Regions from separate parts of the Mus musculus genome. Here region 1 is linked to region 2. The links are chromatin loops, found by intact Hi-C in ENCODE. Cell type or tissue: left cerebral cortex. All regions are shown on one strand. Each heading gives the region's core, and the rest is flanking DNA. Links, peaks and the distances in the headings are about the cores only. Region 1 overlaps Slc2a13 (solute carrier family 2 (facilitated glucose transporter), member 13). Region 2 overlaps Slc2a13 (solute carrier family 2 (facilitated glucose transporter), member 13).

Region 1 (2,916 bases), core at 249-2,748, 160 kb before region 2:
ATCCTTCGCGCCTATTCTTACCTTCATGGATGCAGAAGAGGGGCTAGCCTTTGACATGTGCTCATTGGTTTTGCTACATAAAAGAAATAGTGATGATTGCTTGTCTAAGACTTTTCAAGGAAATCCCATTATCACATTTGTTTCATGTTGGCGCGTACGTACTGTTCAGAAAATTTGCTTCCTTTTTGGATGCCACTTTCCCTTGTATCCTGGCCTGCCACCACTTGTCAGAAGCACTAATTAATTCTTTGTTTTGGGGATAACAGTAACAGAGCAGACAGAAGCAGGGAGTGAGTTACAGATCGACCATATTCTCAGAACTTATTTATTTTGGTTTTATATGTATGAGTGTTTTGCTTGCGTGTATGTAAATACATACACATAGTGCCTGTGGAAGCCAAAAGAACATGTCAGAACTCCGGGGCATGACGTGACATACAGTTTCGAGTCACTATGTGGGTACTAAGTCTGGGCCCTTTGAAAGAACAGAGAGTGCTTTTTTTGTATTGAATCACATCTCTTGCACCTCAATATTGTAAGTGTGGGCTTGGGAGAATGTTACTTAAGTTTATTTTTGTTTGTCCTTTGTGAAAATAGCACTTATCACGTTGGATAAGCTTGGCAGTTGCGTGAGAGAGTACAGCAGGCTCTCATTGTAGTTAATCAACTAGGCTGGTTTCTCTAACCTGAGCACTTCGAAGCCTTGTCCTGCTGTTAACATCAGCTAACTGGGGTCCTTTTCTTAGACTTTGATGGCAGTCACATGGAGACCAGGAGAACCTCTTAGATGCTGGCCCTTGTCAAATCTGTCAGTGTTTAACAAATAAGCAGGCCCTTGAGTTTTTGAGGCAAACATTACCTGCTGAGCCATCTCGCTGGCCCAGCGTTTGGACTTTAATAATGCAGTTTCAGTAAATGCCAAATGACTTCCTGAGGACAGCTGTACACCCCAGGGTTCGTCTTCTAGCGCACGCATGAGGAGGAGAGCTTGTGTTCCCGCTGGCAAGTTGACGTTTGTGAGCTCTGACATCATTTACCTAGAACGTCTGTGCTTTCCTGCCCTGTCTTTGTGAGAAGCTTTGGGCTGCCGGTGTATAGAACTGATAGAATGGTGAACCCTCGTTAGTCCTTAGTGTTTTGCTGAAACAGAGCAGGGAGTGGAGCTTTCTGGGCTAAAGAAGCCCATGTGTACCTTAAAAAGGTTACTGTATTTGGAAATGGGACCTTTCAGCAAGTTACGAGGGATAATGAGGTCATATGTGTGACTCATCAGGCGGGGTGCCAGTGCCTCACAAGAAGAGGACACAGAGGCGCGCTGCTGACGCACATGCACAGAGAAAGGACTGTGTCAGGACACAGCAGGAGAGCAGCCATCCACAGGCTTCTGTAGAAACCAAACCTGCAAATGTCTGGTCCTCAACTTCCAGCCTCCAGAGCTGTTATTCACAGTACTCAATCTGTAGCATTTGTGACAATAGCCCTGGATAGCTTAGACACGGGGACTCTAGATGCTCTGAACCCTCCAGGTGCAAATACTGGCTTCTTTCCTTCCCTTTAATCTCCAGGTACCTAAACCGAGTGGGTATTTTTATTGTAGCATGCACATCAGAGGCTTGAAAACTAATATCCACATAAATATGTGCCTTTTGGGGTCAGGGACACCTCCCTTAGGATGATGTTTTCCCAGCTCCATCTATTTACTTATGGATTTCATAATTTCATTCTTTTTTTGCTAAAGAGCTGTGTAAACATACCACACTTTCATTTTCCATTCATCAGTTGGTGGACATGTAGGCTTTTTCTAATTTCTAGCTCTTATGAATAGGGCAACAGTGATCACGAATGAGCAAGTGTCTCTGTGGTACGCGATGTAGTCCTTTGGCATATGTCCAAGCATGGTATAGCTGGATCTTGATGTGGATTGATCTCCAGTTTTCTGAAGAACGCAACCTGTTTTGTCTTGTTTCATTTTGTTTTAATATAACCCAGAGTCACTTTCCTTGAGGTGCTACCACCTAAAGCTAGTTGAGCCCACCCACTCCCTCATCCATCATGAGTCAAGGCAATTCTCCGCAGACTTGCTTGCTGCCCATCTCATGGAGGCATCCTCTCAATTAAGATTCCCTCTTCCCTGATAAATCTAGGTTTGTCTCAAGTTGACAGAAAGCAGCCAGCAGATTGATAATGTTTACCTCTCATTTCACTGGGAACCAAAATCTATTAAGGTTCTTAGATAAACCTTAATGATTATCATTAAATAATTTCTTCAACCTCACAGAGAAAACAAGAGTTTAGTAAGGTTATGTGGTAGTCTTCAGATAAGTATTAAGCTAGCCCAGTGTTTAGGAGGCCTAATACTGGATCCCTGACTTGCATGTTGCCTAGCAACTGACGCACACATTGCAGATGCTGAAGTAAAGCCATTAGGGACTTGTTTTGAATAGTATCTGAGAAGTGATAATGAAACCATGATGTCTCTCTTCATGATTTCTACGAATAGCTTGCCCTTTATGTTTATTAGCCTCTAAAATAGGTCAGCTTTAAAAGATTAGCATGAAAAATTGAGTAGTAGTGATAAAATATTAAAGTCAAATCATTAGAGATTTTTATCACTAGTCATATTTCTTGAGTATCTTGAACTGACTTGAACTTGGTTGGGACCAGAAGATGGAACGGATTCTGTTTTAAAGAATTAGCTTGTCTTTTTCTTTTTAATGAAGTCACCTCTTTATAGATGCCTTGGAACTTGATAGTTAAAAAAAAAATGCTGCATCTTTCCTTAACTTTCTTTAAAGGATGCAAAGGGACCACACGGATCCATATGTATAGCCACACCTGTATTTATAGATCTCAGGGCTTTAGACTGGCAAATGTTAAAATGCTTGTGTCTGGTTAATTTTGGTATGTGATTTTTTT
Region 2 (2,916 bases), core at 88-2,587:
AAGAAGAGGAAGAAGAGGAAGAAGAAGAGGAAGGAGGAGAAGAAGAAGGAGGAGGAGGAGGAGGAGAGGAAGAAGAGGAAGAAGAGGAAGAAGAGGAAGAGGAAGAAGAAGAAGAAGAAGAAGAAGAAGAAGAAGAAGAAGAAGAAGAAGAAGAAGAAGAAGTAGTAGTAGTCAGCTACATACAGTGAACACATTTGTAATTCTAGCACTCCTAAAACAAGATGGGAGGCAGAGACAGAGATCCTGGCAAGCTTGAGCTGGCACAAAGTTACGTGGCACATCGGAAACAAGGGGGAAACAACCTTGCCTCAACAGGTTGGAAGGGAGAAATCTCTCACTACGTCCTCTCTGACTTCCCCACGTGTGCCATCCTACCCACACTCCCACACAAGTACTCCCAGTCGTCATAAATCAAATAAGAATAACATTTGTAAAATTATAGACTGAGAATGTAAGACGATGTGGTCCGTAAATGTTCTTCCAAGTACTAAGATGGAATTATGACTGTTATTTAATTTAATTAGGACACGTGTTGTCCAAGTGTGTGAAGTCTCTCCTGGGGAACTTGTGTCTCCTCTAAGGTCAGGGCTTTATTTCTTTGTGGAATTTCCTGGAAACATTCTAATTCTTTGGGGTCTGTTGTTTTCAATATCTAGTTCTTTTAGGGTCCCTATCTCACAACTGATTGTGGGGTAATTTGGTTCTTGGAAGGGGAAATTTCTAACAGATATTCAAAGAAGTTAACACACTTTCCTTTCTTTTAAGATCCAGCTGATGAGTGTGAATAGAATATTCTCTTTGTGCTGTGGTTCTCAAAAGAGGAGGATAGAGTCATTTATATTTAACAGATTTTTCTTTTTTATTTCCCTCAATGCATTCATAGCTATTAGGATTGTGAAATTTGGAATTACCCAACCCACACTGGATTATTTTCCTACAGCAAAGTGATAATTCATGTCTAGTGTATTAGATATTTTAAAATAAGTTTGGGGCTGGAGAGATTGCTCAACTATTAAGAGCCATGACTGGTTTTAAAGAGCACCCGAATTCATTTCCACGTTGTAGCACATAACCTTCTGTAACTCCAGTTTCAGGGGATCTAGTGCCATCTTCTGGCCTGAGTGGGCATTGCATGTACGTGCTGCACAGATGTTCATACTGGCAAAGCATCCATGCATAGAAAGTAAAAACAAGTTATTCTTTCACCTCCCTGTATCTTTTCAGTTATGACTTCCAACTGCCCTGTTCTTTTCTTTCAAAAAACTAAGTCAGATTCATGTTGGCTATACCCAAATTATTATTCTTGCATTGCATAGTGATTATTTGTGTATTTCTTTGACCTCTAACTATGCCCAAACTGGAATGTCTCAAGACAAATTGGGATAACGTATTATGTCTGCCAGGTGTTATGCATAGCATATGGAAATCTCTTTGTCATGTGAATATTAATGAAAGAATTGTAATAGGGATACAAAATGTCCCAGCTCACCAATCAGTCCGACGTTTTGTTTTGTTTTCAACAAGGAACCTGTCAGATTTTTCCTCTATAAAAACTTGTCTCACAAGGTGAAGGTCAAATGTGTTTGAAGAGTGTGATGCGCAGATAGCTTGAGTTGACAATGCCTGGCTGCAGCCAGCGAGGCTCTCCACAGAGCTCTTTCTGTTGTTTTTCTCCCTCGTATTAAATATATAAGACTCATTATGTTTCTCTCAAAAAGCTGGGCACCAGTGAGAGCTGAAGGCGTTGCCTGGAGTCTTTATGCTTTGTGTCTGAACGCCTCTGTCAACCAGACTCTGACTCCAGGCATTTATCCATTTTGCCTCCCTGGAGTGATCCAGGATGTTGTTTTGTGTGATGAGGAACCTCTAAAGGCCCTTGAGTGTTTTTGTTAGTTTGGTTGTCTGCCTGCCTTCCTTCCTTCCTTCCTTCCTTCCTTCCTTCCTTCCTTCCTTTCTTCCTTTCTTTCTCTCTTTCTCTTTCTTTCTTTCTCTCTTTCTTTCTTTCTTTCTTTCTTTCTTTCTTTCAGAACCAAATATCTTCACTTTATTTAGAAAACTATTATTATTATTATCATCAGTATTATTATTTTAGACAAAGTCTCAAACTGCAGCGATGTATTTGGTGTTGGCCTCTTGAGTGCTACGGTTACTTTATGAGCCACCACACCCAGTTCGGCACATCTTCTAAAAACAAGGAAATCGTGTTTGCCTGAGAGGGAGGGAGGCAGCGCTGACAGAAGCGGAGGATACAGTCCACTACCTCACACGGGTTCCTGTAGTAAAGTCTTGACTAAAGAGATACCACATTTTAGGTTGACTTAACTCTTCTTGTCAGGATTTAAGTTTTGATCGTGTGGCTTTGTGTGTACAGTTCCCAAGATGCCCTCAACCGTTGCATCCCCTGGGACTGTTGCATTCATTGAAAGCCAAACCCAGACCATCGAGAAGAGCAACAAACATCCTTAAAAGCTGAGCATCTATACGGCACCTAAGTTAATTATCACAGGAAAATCAGTACAAAACTGTTCTTGAACAATTGCCAATTTTTGAAGATGTGACTGTGGAATGCCTAAGATTTGGAAATGTGATCTCGACTCAGAAAGCTCAATTTTCCATCTGTGCTGAGTCTAAATACATGAAACAACCCGGGCAGAGGGTACCGGAGGTGTGGGGTAGATTCTTTAAGCATGCTCTTCAGTATAAAAGGGAAATCCCAATTTTAAAAAACATCTTCATAGTATAGAAGTTTCAAGTCACTGTTTTAAAATTCAAGTCCAATGGAAGTTTTATTGGGGTCTGCAGAGCATAGAGGTGGAGTTTTAAAACCCCCCTGATGTGCCTTCATTTCCCCCACAATAAAAACGGACGGTTATGAAGAAATGGAACTTGAGTCCTGATGCAAACAGAAGGAAAACT

The links. Peaks named below come from ENCODE experiments on the same cell type or tissue, not always from the same donor. Only the 100,000 strongest peaks of a DNase experiment are listed, where the experiment ranks them.
Region 1: it touches region 2 in a loop (2.7-fold over the local background); 8 of 42 quality-filtered maps call a loop at or near these places.

Annotation. Positions count from the first base shown.
Region 1 is chr15:91,461,608-91,464,523 of GRCm38, reverse strand. All of the region lies in intron 3 of Slc2a13 (solute carrier family 2 (facilitated glucose transporter), member 13), which reads left to right. Among named protein-coding and RNA genes, the nearest start is that of Slc2a13, 110 kb to the left of the region's middle. In left cerebral cortex, for the core only: no CTCF peak of the experiment used is centred there; DNase peaks (open chromatin) are centred at 627 and 1,291; H3K27ac peaks cover 980 bases.
Region 2 is chr15:91,299,729-91,302,644 of GRCm38, reverse strand. All of the region lies in intron 7 of Slc2a13 (solute carrier family 2 (facilitated glucose transporter), member 13), which reads left to right. Among named protein-coding and RNA genes, the nearest start is that of CN725425, 100 kb to the right of the region's middle. In left cerebral cortex, for the core only: a CTCF peak has its summit at 1,116 (motif pointing left); a DNase peak (open chromatin) is centred at 1,113.